Linked DNA regions of Homo sapiens: all the other regions are linked to region 1. The links are chromatin loops, found by intact Hi-C in ENCODE. Cell type or tissue: OCI-LY7. All regions are shown on one strand. Region 1 overlaps AUTS2 (activator of transcription and developmental regulator AUTS2). Region 2 overlaps AUTS2 (activator of transcription and developmental regulator AUTS2). Region 3 overlaps AUTS2 (activator of transcription and developmental regulator AUTS2).

Region 1 (5,000 bases):
GTTACATCAATTGTAGCCAGGGCTCTGAAAGAGGCACCATATTGAACCCAGCTGTGTTGCATTAAATCTCCTTCTATAGCCTACCACCTGTGCTCCTTGGCTACCGGGGCTGGGAGATTCTGGTTGCTAGGCTCATTGCTTAGTAGGAATGTCACGCTAGCCAGCTCAGGCAACCTCTAAGAACTACACCAGTCCCCAGTCATATCTCCTCCTTATTCTGCACTCACATCTCTGATTATAATATTCAGTGAGTCACTGATCCCATCTGGCCCAATGATTCCTTACCTACCGTTACTTAAACCACAGGACCTCTAAATATTCATGTGCTTATGCCGTACTTTCCCGATCGGCAATAGGAGTGGGACTCAATTTTCTTAGTATCTCCTCCATTCTTATGTACATTGCCTTACAGAGAGTAGGTGTGCAATAAATGCAATTAATTTTTCAAGAATTCCAAGTGGTATGATTCATGGAATGAACCTTACCACCTCTCCTTAAAAATTAGGTTGCAGGGGCCGGGTATGGTGGCTCACGCCTGTAATCCCAACACTTTGGGAGTCCCAGGTGGGCAGATCACCTGAGGTCAGGAGTTCAAGACCAGCCTGGCCAACATGGGGAAACCCTGTCTCTACTAAAAATACAAAATTAGCCAGGCATGGTGGTGGGTGCCTGTAATTTCAGCTACTCAGGAGGCTTAGGCAGGAGAATCCCTTGAACTCCGGAGGTAGAGGTTGCAGTGAGCCAAGATCGCACCATTGCACTCCAGCCTGGGCAAAAAGAGGGAAACTCTGTCTCAAAAACAAAACAAAAAAAATTAGGTTGCAGGGCTGGCTCTGCATGAATTCATATGGTAGGGGAGGAGAAAGGTAGAAGGGGTTAAAAATTAATCAATTAATTCTGATTTTCTAAACTAAAGAAAAGAACTGAAAAATCATCTTCTCAAAAGACATATGATGGGCCAGAGTAGGTAGTAGGGCCTGGGAAAGGAAGCAGCCAGAGAGACCTGATGTGGCCTGCCCCAAGACATGGGGGCTGGAGAAGATACTGGGGAGGCAGAGGGTTTGTAAAACATTTTTGTAAATTTTGTAGTTCATAAAATTATGGAGGAGAGGCTCTGATTGTTTAGGGATAAATCAGGAGCCCAGAAGAAGGAAAAGTGGAGGAGTCTGATGATTAAAGGACATCAAATAGTATCTGCTCAACGAAACTATCTGCTCAGGCATCTCTATTACATCGGTAACTGCCTCCCTCCTGCCAAGTTACCTCACAACCAATAAGAGCTCTATTGCTCAAAGCAAATACTTAATTAGGGAGTTCTACTAATTGATAAACTGACATCTGTCTGATCAGGCCTATAACCACACACAAACAAGTGCATGTACACACACACACACAAACACACATACACAGAAACACATCTCTCTGATGATGAGTGCACGCATATCTTGTTTCTCTGGAGCTCAGAAGTAATATAAATAAGGTGGGGGATTGTAAGAGAAAAGCTAAGAAGAGGAGGAAAATGACAATTTGTATTTACTAATAACATGCAATAAATCTTAGTCCTCCTACAGTTAAAAAAAAAACACTAATAATAAACTCAGAGGGGGTACTGTCTATAGGCAAGGAGGAGACATAAAATGTAAAGCATGATACAGTGGTGCTCAAAGTAGCCTGCTGAAAGCATCTGACTCCTTGGACAGGAAAGGGAGACTGGTGAGATCTAGAGAACTCTTAAAGTTAGAGAGAGGACTTGCTAAGCTAAAAGAGGAAAGTAAATAAGAAGGGAGGGAGCAGGCAGTCCACGATCTAAGAGGGGCAGCCACATGACAGATGCACAGGGCAGTAGAGGAAATGACAGCATTAGTGTTGGTCCTGTCAAAAGGCCTTGCCGGCAAAGCTAAAGCGGACAGCACTAAAATCCCCTCTGCTCACTAGGCCTGCTGGAGACATAATGAAACACAATACTGTTGGGGGTGGCCCCTGGGTAACATTTTCACTTCTACATTCCATTTTCAGTTTAGGTCGAGATTTTTAAGAAGACAGCAAGCAGCACTCGAGTCCCAGGTGACAAGATCTGCTCAGATTTAGTCTTTGAATGTTGCAAATTAAATTCCCTCATCAGGCCTCTAATCACTCTTACCAGATGGGGCTTGTGCTCAATTTTGGATCCACAGGAAATTTAATGGTTATTGTTTCTGTTTAAATAGGAGATTATTGCATTTTAATAAGTTCTCTTTGGGACTTGCAGCAACAATAGAGCACTATGAATTACTGTAGATAGCTGTTACTGCATGCTGGGGAAAAATCAAGTTACTAAGTGTGACAAGTTGCTTTTTCTTCCCTTCCAGCAATCGCTCCGAGTGTATTTACCACCAAATTAAGTATGTGCCGAGGGGATAATATTTTTATCCTGCCGAGGGGGAGAAGGAGCTTGTCTGTGGATTTTCATTAAAATGACACATCTGTTCAGCAATTTCACAAAGTAATTCTGCTGAAAGTTTTATCAGCTAATTTTAATTATTCACTCCAGTGGGTTGAATACAGGATTCATCATGTTGAATTAATACATTTGACGGGAATTTCACAAAGAGGGGGAGAAAAAGCAATCAACAAATTGAATTGTCATGCATTATGGATTAAATTGAGATTCTTTAATTAGGATAAGCCTGAGATTTGGTATTTTGAAGGTATTAGAAAGCTTAGCAATACAGTGGTAAAGATTAAGAAAATGCAATTAAATATTACACTTTGGACACAGCCAGGATATCATATGAGTAGAAGAGTCCTTTTTAGCAGAATGGTTAATAGTGTCAGTTTCTAGAATTGCTCAGTGGTGGAACTGCGGCCATGCCAATGAGAGACAGCTGCTGTTTGTTTACCACAGATGAATTAAAGGTAATTGTATTTTAAAAGACTGGAAGCTGACTCTCTTTAAACTACAATGAGATAATTGTGGCAGTGACAATGAACAAATAACTAGGAGATGCAAGGTTCAAGTTCTGGCCCTGCCATCACTACTTACATATGAGACTTTGAAAAATGCAATATTTTTTATTGAGCACCTATTACATGGAGACACTGTATTAGACAAGCAGGAATCAACAGTGAACAAGAAAGTCCCCTGCCCAAGGGAGGTCTAGAGTCTAGTGCAAGACTCCTCTCTGAGGGCTCAGTCTTTGTATCTAAATAACAAAGGGGCTGGATCTGATGAGTGTGCAAAGTCTGTTCCACATCTGACATTCTACACAAATTGCAATAAATAATTGTATTGAGCTTACTTTACGAAGGCAGTAAGTGGTAAGCAGGGAGATTAAACAGAGTAGTACAGAGAACACCAAGTAACAATTATTATTCTAGAGGCCCCCTCTCCCATGCATGCTGGCTTGGGTGATGAGTCTACATACACAGCATCCATAATGCTTTCTGCCAAAGTGGGATGGCAATGAGGGGGAAGGAGCACCATGTGTACTGGACAGAGAAAATAACAACGAGGAGTGGAATGCATTAAAAAGTGCATCAGGTGAGCCCCTAGCACTTGCCAAAAATTGTTTAGACTTGTAAAACTAAACAGAAGCTAAAAGTGGAAAAAGAAACAATTTTCACTGAAGATATCAAATACTTGCTGACAGAGGGGATACAGCTACCAGTCTGTGGGAAATAGTCTGAGATCCATTTCGGCTTTAGTTCCTAAATCGGCAATATACACATACAGATGAAGACCATGAACATTATAAGAGGAAGAAAAAGTACTTTTTATTGAGAAGACAGTATTAACCTAGCTTATCAAAAAGGTTGAAAATTGCTTTTTAGTTCCCCCCAAAATGTTCATTCACTCCATTTCCACCTGGCACAGTAGGTCACATATACTCACCAATGAAACTGTACATGCCATCACACTAGAAGAATCACAAATACTGTACTATCTCATTAGAGATATAAACAAATGAAATTATATTTTTGAATACCCAAAAGAAAACAACAAAACTATAAATTAAATTCATGGCTAATATGCCCATGTTTTAAAATTTTCTAGAAATTTTTCTAGTCATCTGTGTTCATTCATTCATTCAATAATACTTACTGAGTTTCGCTATGTACCACACACCACTCTGGATACTGGGGAGAAAGTGGTGAGTATGGCACATACCTCACTTTCAGGGACCTGACATTCTAGTCTGGGTTGGTGGTGAAGAATATAAAATGTTATATCGAATAGTGATAAGTGCTAAGAAAATACAGGGTCAAGGTAAAGAATAGTGAATAATATGAGTACAGTTTTACAGAGGGTGGTCAAAGAGGGCCCCTGTGAAGACAGGACATCTGAGTAGATGGGAGCCCAAGGTGGGCGGACCACGAGGTCAGGAGTTCGAGACAAGCCTGGCCAACACAGTGAAATCACGTCCCCCGTCTCTACTAAAAACACAAAAAATTAGCCCGGCATGGTGGTGGGTGCCCGTACTCCCAGCTACATGGTGGGCTGAGGCAGGAGAATCACTTGAACCTGGGAGGCAGAGGTTGGAGTGAGCCGAAATCATACCATTGCACTCCAGCCCAGGCAACAGTGTGAGACTCTGTCTCAAAAAAAAAAAGAAAAGAAAAGAAAAAAGAAAAACACAGGGGTGGAAGATAGGTATCCTGCTTTCATATCTATCAAGAGAAGCAGAGCATCCACCTAAAAACAGATAGTACGTATTTTAGTTATTACGTGATAATAAAGGTAGTATAGGAAAGAAAACAGTGTTGCAGCCTATAAGCCCCTCCCGGCTGGTGACACAACCAACATGCACACAATAAGCTTAAAACAACTTTAGGTTGGGTGGGGTGGCTCACACTTGTAATCTCAGCACTTTGGAAGGACAAGGCTGGAGGATCACTTGAGGCCCGGAGTTCAAGACCAGCCTGGGCAATATAGTCAGATCCTGTCTCCACACATTTTTTTTTTTTTAATTAGCCATGGGTGGTAGCATGTGACTACAGTCCCAGCTAATCAGGAGGCTGAA
Region 2 (5,000 bases), 170 kb before region 1:
TGTGCATATCATGCAATAGAAATGAGCCGGTTGGCCTGACCACTGTGCATTTTCAGAGGCCAGGGGAATATATCATCCAGCAGTGCTCTTTTACAGGTACACGTCTCCCTTCTTCCTTTTTAAGGAGAATCCCATTTTTTTTTCAGGGCAGTGATATGTTTAATTAAAAATAATTGATTTCTGGCTGGGTGCGGTGGCTCGTGCCTGTAATCCCAGCACTCTGGGAGGCCAAGGCGGGCGGATCACCTGAGGTCAGGAGTTCGAGACCAGCCTGCCCAACATGGTGAAACCCCATTTCTACTAAAAATACAAAAAATTAGCCAGGCATGGTGGTGGGTGCCTATAATCCCAGCTACTTGGGAGGCTGAGGCAGGAAAATCACTTGAACCTGGGAGGCAGAGGTTGCAGTGAGCCAAGATCGCACCACTGCACTCCAGCCTGGGTGACAAGAGTGAAACTCCATCTCAAACATAATAATAATAATAATAATAATAACAATAATAATAATAATAATTTATTTCCTTAGTTCCTTCATATGTAGGGGATGACTATTTGATATAGTTCTGGCCAATGATTGCTACAAATCCCAGAAGAGACTGTCCTTACCTGAATAAAAAGGTAAACCCAGCCAGGCGCAGTGGCTCACGCTTGTAATCCTGGCACTTTTGGAGGCTGAGGAGGGCGGATCACTTGAGCCTGAGTTTCAGACCAGCCTGAGAGACATGGCGAAACCCGTCTCTACAAAGCATACAAAAATTAGCCGGGTGTGGTGGTGCATGCCTATAGTTTCAGCTACTCTGGAGGCAGATGTGGGAGGCTCAATCAAGCCCAGAAGATCAAGGGTGCAGTGAGCCGTGATTGCACTGCTGCACTCCAGCCTGGGCGATAGAGACTCTGTTTGAAATAAATAAATAAATAAATAAATAAATAAATAAATAAATAAATAAAAGACAAACCCTCCTAAGACAGAGCCTTTTGTACTTTCCAGATTTAAGATATGAAATCTGAAGTTCAACTTATGACTGTGAGGCAACATAAGTAATGACTGCATTCTACATGGGGAAGAGGTAGAGCAGTAATAGGAAGTGCTTCAGTTCCTAGTAGCATCACTGAGCTGCAGCCTAGGCCCAGCCTTCCTTTTACATGAGACAAACCAACCACTACACTGTTGCTCTCAGTCAAAATTAATCCCACCTGATGATGGGCAAAAATAATTAAAATATGCACAAAAGCTAATTATAAAGTTCCCTAAAACATACTTGCAAAAGTAGAGGGAAAAAGTTCTAACACCCCTCTACATCCCAGCCAACAGGAAAAGAAATGCTTCCTACTGCTAACTTCTTGAAGTGGATCTAGCTTCTAAATGCACTCAACTGTTCTCACTGTGAACACTGTTCAAGTGCGTGGGTCAGAGAACAGGTCCCTGAGTTGCCTGCATCAGAGTTTGATTTCCCAGTTGAATTGGCATTTGAATTTCCTTTAAGATTAAATGGATAACTTATAAAGGTGTACCGAAAGGAAAGTCTACCAATATTTACAGTCCTAAGCCCCTTTTCTCCAATCACTAAGTCACACCAGTCACTATTTTTATTAGCATAATACGTGAAAAATAACAATGTCTCTGCTTTAGAAATTTTAGTATAACGTCTCAGCTCAGAATGAAAGGCTAAGGCAGTTAAGATTTAACAGTTGCGTTTTTACGGAGTTAGGCTTTCCCCTCCCATTAAATGCTGGTCAAGATGACACGCCTCCTCATGTAAGCAGTGATTGCTTCCTCAAGTCAATAATACCCTACATCGCTCATGGAAGACACTGTCGGAATGCACACCTACACACATGTACAAGCCCACATGCACACACATCATGTGAGAAATCTTGAGAATTTCTGTATATACAATGTCCACAAACTGGTAAGTCTTTCTCCAAACTAATAACCTATATTCTCATCTATGTCCACACATTTGCTATGAGTTATTATACATACATAAATACACACACACACATATATATATATATACTAATACACCAAGTGATACTAGACAAGTACACAGCACACTCCTGACTTGTACATGCATGTACCTACATGCTTACGTATACCAAGTGATCAGTCTTGCTGGAGATTTATAACAAGGGGGTACATCCAGAGTGATAGACAGTCATACTTAGTGATAAATCTTTTCCAGACTATAGACATTTTCTTTGGTACCGTTGTCACAATCCAAAGTAGTGCCATAAGGTGGTGAGACCATTAGCCAAGATGAAACCTTCAGGGGCATGCATACCACTGTTTTCAAATCTGTTCCTTCATGTGACGTGCCAGTTGAAATTACTTCTACAACATGGTCAGAACCAACCTGGATAGATTTATAATGCTTCAAATTGCTATCAGCATATTTTGAGAATCATCTAGAGACAGTAGATAATTCTCTTTAGGTTGGAAAAACTGCTAATTCATATGCTTGTCGTGAAGTTTTTGAGGGCAAATGTTTAAATAGGAAGGCTGCAGAGCACAAAGCATGTCTGATGTAACCAGTGCAGCGTGCAAAGGAAGCCCACAGCAAGGTGTGTGGAAGAGCTTCCTATCTCAATAGTACACAGCTCCTAACTACTTCTCTCCATGATCTCTAGGTGTAAGAGTACCTGAATATTTTCACTCATTTGTAGCAAGCAGCTCCCTGCTGACTGGGGAGGTGGTGGGGGAAGTAATTTATGGCTGTACTTTGTCGGCAAAAGTGTGATGATTATCAGGGATTGTATGCTGAGCACCCAGAATGCACCAGGTGCTGTAAGCACTAGATGGGTGACAACAGTTGCTGTTTTTAAGGGGTTAAGTGGACCCTTTCCTGTTCTCTCTGCCCTGATTAGACCTCCCTATCTTCCTCCATTCCTTACTTCTTTGACCTTTCTCATAATGTGCCCTCTTACAGGCAGAGGAATGGCATTCATTCTCCACCACTCTTGAATGTCCCCACTGTGGTTCTGCTTAAGAGTTTCCTCTCATCCTAATGTGATTCTCACTGAGCTCACCCTATGAACCATTTCCTGAGCTGACCCTACGATCACTACCATACCAGACCCCTTCCTTCCCAGTGCTGGGAATTTAAAAGGTGGGAAAATTTTCAAGTGATGTTTTGTTTTCCAGCCACTGTATTCTTTTTTTTTTTTTTCCACAGGGTCTCGCTCTGTCACCCAGGTGGGAGTGCAGTGGTGCGATTACAATTCACTGTAGCCTCAACACCCTGGGCTCAAGCGATCCTCCCATCTCATTTTCTGACTTTTTTTTTTTTTTTTTTGAGATGGAGTCTCGCTCTGTCGCCCAGGCTGGAGTGCAGTGGCGCGATCTCGGCCCACTGCAAGCTCTGCCGCCCGGGTTCACGCCATTCTCCTATCTCAGCCTCCCGAGTAGCTGGGACTACAGGCGCCTGCCACCACGCCTGGCTAATTTTTTGTATTTTTAGTAGAGACGGGGTTTCACCGTGTTAGCCAGGATGGTCTCGATCTCCTGACCCCATGATCCGCCCGCCTTGGCCTCCCAAAGTGCTAGGATTACAGGCATGAGCCATCACGCCCGGCCCATTTTTTGACTTTTCTGTAGAGACGAGGTCTCATTTTGTTGCCCAGGTCGGTCTTGAACTCCTGGGCTCAAGCAATCCTCCTACCTTAGCCTCCCAAAGTGCTGGGATTACAGGTGTGGGCCACCCCACCTGGCTCACTATATTCTTTTTACTTTAAAATTTTATGCATCTTTCTAGGAAAAAAATCCACTGAAACTAATAAACAATCACTTTATGTGACGGGCATGTACACAAACACACTATAGACTTAGAACTTCAATAAGGCACATGGCTTTTACTTGGGTGTGATGCTGAGATTTTTATTTTTCAAGGGAACATACTCCCGACCGGTTCTTGTTATGCTGCTTTTTAAGAGAACCTAGCAAGAATGGTGAGTTCCATTGGTCAGCAAGTGGTAAGACAAGAAATCACCACAAAGACAGCTGCAAAAAAGAGCCTGGAAAAGCTGAGGTGGTATCACTGTAATTAACAGGGATAATTAACACAAGTTCTTGCACAATGCATTTGGTTTGAGGGGAGAGAGAAAATACTGGCTATCTGATTATGATTCCAAAATCTTCAAATTCTGACAAAATTCTGGCTAAACCTGCTGCCAAACCTACTTGCATCCTGTATTACCTCCTCAGCAGCTATCAACTGGGTCCGCCTCAAAATGTCAGCTTTCCTCTGCATAACATGGGAGTTATAACTGAGCTTAATCGGTGCCTGGATTTTCCGCAACTTACCGATTATTTGGCCAGCTCAGTTTTTGGCATATGCAGGAAGTCCTTGATGTCCATAAGGAGAATGACAACTTAACAAATCAGTAGGTTTTGGGTACTTATGGGAAGGTTGAGAACAGGCCAGCTGCTTCCTCTATTGGAGGTGATGCATGGTTAATTTCTTTATTTTAGCATACTGTACACAGATGCGGCTGGGTTGTTAATTTTGCTTTGCTACCAAGAGTTACAAGATATCAGCTATCGGCTGATTTATTTGAAATCCTCCCTGGAACGCATCAGAATTTTAATTGTTTCCTGAATTTCTGCAAGAGAAGACGAATTGATGTCACTGGGAAATGCCTTGGGTCCCTGCTGACTGCAACTAACTCCCAGTGACTGATTTCCAATTGATACAGATGAGGCCTGAGAGGAAGCACACATAGATACACCCACGTGAGCCCAGCAGCCTCGTAATGGCTAACAGAGATGATGGGGGAGACTAAACATTTCTTTCCAACAACTCATCAAGTACACTGTTCTTCTCAACAGATGTAACCGGCGGGGCCCAACATAGATGCTGGCAGAAACAGATGGTGCCGCGGGGCAGCTCTCTGTTCCCTGCTCCCTAGGTTGGGCTCTGCAAGATGGGGAAGAGGGCTTGTGTGTGCAGGCGGGTGGGACAGGGCTGTGTTTTCCAGCAGCAGGTACAATCCATTTGTCACAC
Region 3 (5,000 bases), 220 kb before region 1:
CTTACAAAAAGAGTTGAAGGTACCACTTTTGGAAACCAAACACCTTCCATTTCTCCTGGGCGCTTATTCCAGAGTCTTCCTAATCAAGAACTACATTGTGCCTCAATTTCAAGGATGGTCAGCAAACATCATTTTCCCACCACTAAATGCTATGCAGAAAGAAATCTGTTCCCACAGAATCTAGTGAGACAAAGAAGAAAAAAGCCACATGACTAATGACCTGAAGAAAAGCATGGGTGTTTGTAATCCAAATTAACAACTAAGGGTAGGAATATGGCATCTGTTCTTCCTCACTTTTAGGTTTAAATGAAACTCAGTCTTAGTTCTCTCTCCCGGGGAAACCACACAACCACAGCTAATAATGAAGAGAGTCCTGAGCCATCCTATGTGTGGACTGTCTGCATTGTGGCTGTCTCTGAGGAGGCCCGGGTCGGGAGTAAGTTGCAGGGAGCGACAGGCAGCTGCACTGTCCATGGCCCTGAGATCTCGCAAGTGTCTCCCGTGTGGATGGAGCAGCTTGGTGCTATTCCCCCTCAGTGGTCCATGCTGCAGTCACGTGCACAGCACAATTGTCAAGAAGCTCCACAACAAATTCTGGGTGACACAATCTAGCGAGAAAACACAAGCTCCCACCAGACAAGGAAATGGCTTTTCCGTGTTTGGGTTTATTCCTAAAGTATGGTCCCCGAGGAGAAATTCCTGAAAAAATTCCCCACCAATTGCCTGGAAACATCAACAAAGGGAGAAGGGAGGTGGAACATGCCTCCCGCTTCCCTCCACCCTAAAAAACAACTACTTCCTGTTTAAGGATCAAAAAAAGAGAGGAGCAATTCACCTACTAAGAAAGCCCGGCCACTTGGCAGCCATCCAAGAATCTAAAACCTTGAATTTTGAAAACATAATAGACAAGAGAGTCAGCTTTAGAAAAGATTTCATCTATCAGCTAACAAGAGGCTGGGGTCATGAAGTAGGGTATTCTTTATACTTGAGAGACCATGCTAAAAATCTCAGAAACATACCAGAAGGACCAGAGCTGGGGGGAGCCAGGCGCAATGCTCTTAGCATGTAATAGAGGTTGCTGTTTCAAGGAGGCTTATCATTTCTTCTGACATCCTGACAGAAATGTGTAATATAGAAGTTTAGCAATGTGGGCAGGTTAAATTATACGAGGCAGAGGAAATCATTTCACTGTGAATTGGAGCATTGCTGTGGGCCACTCCAGGCTGAGCCGGCAGCCTCCTGCCAGGGCCCCCACTGCTCCTTCTAGAAGGAGGGGTGGCCTGAGGCAGACACAGTCTGGAAGAATGTGGGCTCAAGGGCTCATGTTTACTAAGTAACACCCTTGAAAGGGAATTTGGCGGTTGTGGGGCTTTGTGTTCAGCCTTTTCTAGGCCCCTCTCACTCTCTTGGAAATGGGAGGCGTGTGGCCTGAGGGGCCCTTAGAAACCGAGAGGAGGACACACAAGTCCAGTGGGTGTTCCAGCAAAACCCTCTGTTCCCCACCATTTCCTACACCCAGGAAGTAACAAAAAAGCACTGTTCAACAAAACGGCTCAGAAGATTCTGAAGGGCCTTTTAATCATCAGAGAAAGACTAAATTCCACTCAGTAAAATTTGAGTTTAGCATAGTTAACTGCAGCCTGAGTCTTTTAAACCAGGCATCTGCGGCTCTGTATGGGACACATCCCTATTGAGCAGACTGACTCATTTGTACCACCATGGTAAATTCCACTCCCTCCACCACCCCCACCTCTGTCCAATGCAGTCCATCCACAAGGCAGAAAAAAAGTACATATCAAGGCACCTTTCCTCACCAGGACAAAAAATACTTGTCTTTCCACCGTACTTTAGTCATATTGGTTGTGGACAGAAAAAATGAACACTGCTTCTGTGTGATTTGTGACTGGGTTTCCTGGTGGATTCAGAGAAGTTCCCTCCTCAGGTGAGAGGCACTGTTCCTCTGTTCCTACCCCTCCAGAAGGAGAGAGGACGTGTCTGAGGTGTGGACACAAGGGGAGGGAAATCATGATCCTCGGTGATCACTGGCATTTTTAATAAGGCGATGGCTACTAAGCACCACCTGTGGCATGCAGGACTTCATCACACCTAATTAAACCATTCCACGGGGTGGGTAAAGTGAGCCCCGTTTACAGGTGGGAAAACTGAGGCCCCCTCACACAGCTGGTGGGCACAGCCCCGGTCAGTTATTGTAGTTTCCACTACACTGAGCTGCCTGGAAGAAAGGGAACGTAAGGCTGTGTCCCCACACCTAGAGCAGCACTGTTCACTGTCACACTGACTGTCCCAGGCACAGGAGTAGTATCTCACACACACTCTGTTTTGGAGGACGCATTTGAGAAAATAGAACACATTAATAAACAGTCCTGATCAAGCACCTGCTTGGGGGTGGAGATGAAGATGACTTCCTGAGCTCAACTTTCAGGCTTCTCCGGCAGCCGCTGCCCCAAAGTCAAACTGCAGGAAGTCGCTGCAGGGAGGCAAGGCTGCAGGGGCCCAAGCAAGTCACACTTCACACTCCAGGGCCCACCAGCTGACATGTGCAGCCAGGTGAAATCAGGTTAAAAATCAACATCCAAGGTGGCTGCAGCTGGGAGGAGAGGTCATCAGAGGTGGTTGTGTGGGATTGAAGGGCTGGGGATGGAGAGGCAGAACCCCTTCCAGCCACAGTGAGTGGAGCCAGGCTGGGATGGCCCAGTTGTGTGCTCTGAACACCTATGGGTGGACACCTAGATCCTCCAGCCAGAAGGCTGGCCTGCCTGCCCTCAGCAGAGAAGTGTGCCCAGGGCCACTGCCTTCAGTCACAGTGCAGCCCTGCTAGTGGCTTCTGGCCCCTTCCCAGCTCTTCTGTCCTGTCTATGTGGTCTGGAAATCTCGCTGATATTGGTGTCTCTGAACACTTTACAGTAAGTGGGCATTAATTAATGCTAAATGACAACAGAATTTCTCCCAAATTGCACATGACACTCGCATTAAGAGCAAACATGTTCATTTGGATAGATGTTATTACGGTGAGTATCACAAGAATTAACAATGATTTGCTAATGATATGAAGTAAACACTCTTTAAGAGTTCCCTTTAAGTAAAGTAAAAGTAAAAGTAAAAGCTTTTAGGTGTGATTGTTAATTGCAGTAACAATTTGGCCATGGCTATGTAAATCTTACATGGATGGAGTTGGTGGGAAGTGGCTGGGGGCACCAGAGCCAAAGCCAGTGGGCCAGTCTGCCCTTGAACTTCCGTGCTGGGTTAGGGGGAAGTTGAGGGTTTTTAAAGCACCATGATGTGCATACATATAACCTGTGCATAAACATCTTATTACATCCTCACAGCAATCCTGTGAGGCAGGTATTAGTACCACACTAGCTTTAAAGCTGAGGATACTGAAGTTTAGAGGCCGGTAGGTGACTGACAAAGCTCACATGGCTAGTAAGTAGCACAGCTGTTACCAAAAACAGGTTTCCCTGACCCCAAAGCTCATGGTTTTCTCCTAAAAACTGTGTATTTGCCAGGCAGGCTATGCATCAGTAGTCCCAGGGTTGCTTTTAGAAATATAGATTCCTGTACCTCACCTGGAAACTTCTTTTTTTTAATTGTAGCGACAGAGTCTCACTCTGTCACCCAGGCTGAAGTGCAGTGGCATGATCACAGCTCACTGCAGCCTTGAACTCCTGGCCTCAAGTGATCCTCCCACCTTGGCCTCTTGAAGTAGCTGAAACTACAGGCATGAGCCACCACACCTGCCTAAGAAACTTCTGAATCGGAATGTCCAGGGTATTGCCAAAGTGCCTCTCTGAGCACAGCACTCTGAGTGACTGTGATGTGTAGCCAGGTAGGGAACCACCTCTCCACGCTCAGCTGCTGGGAAGTCCCGCGTTCCTATCTAGCTGCCTACCAGGTATTCCATGTCTTCTTGTACCCTGCAGGCCAGGTCATATTTGGCTTGCTAACAATCCAATCAGACGAATGAGCCAGGGCCAGGCACAGATGCTGCGGGCATCTTCACTCTCCCCACTTCAGTCCTTGCCATTGCCACCTGTAGCACCCAAGATGAAGGCCACCAGGAATAAGGTGGTCCAGGCCCCACCACAAGCACAGTGGAAATAAAGCTGCATGGTTAGGGGCTTCTTCCCACCCACCCCAGGGTTTGGGAATATGACAGTAATCTTACTATTACCCACAATTCCCCTGACATTCTCCATCCATTATGGGCATTACATTCAGGAGTGAGAACAGTACCAACTTCAGCACCAAAGGCTTGCTCCTAAGTCAGAACTGGCAAACGAACATAAACAAACAAACAACAACAACACATGGGTATGTGGAAGTCTGTGTGGTGGGTGTGGCTGACAAGGGAAAGGGAAGCAAAGAATCAACAAGGGTACTGGACTCCCTCCACCTGGCTTTAGGCTATGAAGCAGCAGTGGGCCCTACTGTCCAGTGACAACAGGAACAGCAGCTCGTGGAATGGTCTAGAGCTCAAAGCACTCCCGAGGCCTGCATTTCATCTTTGCCACAGCCTTGGGAGGTATGAATTCTTGCTGAGGTTCTAGAGAGGTCCAGTAGTGTGCTTTGCACAGCAGCAGGTGGTGATGAGGTCTGCACCTTCAGAATCCAAGACCAAACCTTAAGCCCACTTTCCTCCTCAGTGGATTCCAGAGATAGGCAGAGTTAGAAACTCAAAGGCGATGGTGGTTTATCAGTGTGACTGAGCAGGGAAACGCTCAGTCGCAAAGTGCTGGGATTACAGGTGTGAGTCACCGTGCCCGGCCCGAGTAGTTACTATTACGGGCCACATCATTCTAGGTATTTTATATATAAATTTTTATTTTTTGTTTTTGAGATGGAGTTTTTTGTTTCACTCTTGTTACCCAGGGTGGAGTGCAATGGCGTGATCTCGGCTTACTGCAACCTCTGCCTCCTGGGTTCAAGCGATTCTCCTGCCTGAGCCTCCAGAGTAGCTGGGATTACAGGTGCCTGCCACC

Evidence for each region. A loop is a pair of places that touch in the nucleus more often than their neighbours do. Peaks named below come from ENCODE experiments on the same cell type or tissue, not always from the same donor. Only the 100,000 strongest peaks of a DNase experiment are listed, where the experiment ranks them.
Region 2: it touches region 1 in a loop (5-fold over the local background); 1 of 110 quality-filtered maps calls a loop at or near these places.
Region 3: it touches region 1 in a loop (2.8-fold over the local background); 1 of 110 quality-filtered maps calls a loop at or near these places.

Annotation. Positions count from the first base shown.
Region 1 is chr7:70,235,248-70,240,247 of GRCh38, reverse strand. All of the region lies in intron 4 of AUTS2 (activator of transcription and developmental regulator AUTS2), which reads right to left. Among named protein-coding and RNA genes, the nearest start is that of AUTS2, 640 kb to the right of the region's middle. RefSeq lists enhancers at 1,611-1,690, 2,011-2,180, 2,201-2,310, 1,619-3,003. In OCI-LY7, no CTCF peak of the experiment used is centred here; a DNase peak (open chromatin) is centred at 1,927; H3K4me3 peaks cover 1,023 bases; H3K27ac peaks cover 1,893 bases.
Region 2 is chr7:70,406,347-70,411,346 of GRCh38, reverse strand. The region is part of intron 4 of AUTS2 (activator of transcription and developmental regulator AUTS2); the gene reads right to left. Among named protein-coding and RNA genes, the nearest start is that of GALNT17, 720 kb to the left of the region's middle. In OCI-LY7, CTCF peaks have their summits at 966 and 1,169; DNase peaks (open chromatin) are centred at 786, 1,106, 2,556, 4,446 and 2 weaker places; H3K4me3 peaks cover 3,557 bases; H3K27ac peaks cover 5,000 bases.
Region 3 is chr7:70,454,400-70,459,399 of GRCh38, reverse strand. All of the region lies in intron 5 of AUTS2 (activator of transcription and developmental regulator AUTS2), which reads right to left. Among named protein-coding and RNA genes, the nearest start is that of GALNT17, 680 kb to the left of the region's middle. In OCI-LY7, no CTCF peak of the experiment used is centred here; DNase peaks (open chromatin) are centred at 1,069, 1,659, 2,469 and 3,309; H3K4me3 peaks cover 2,449 bases; H3K27ac peaks cover 4,718 bases.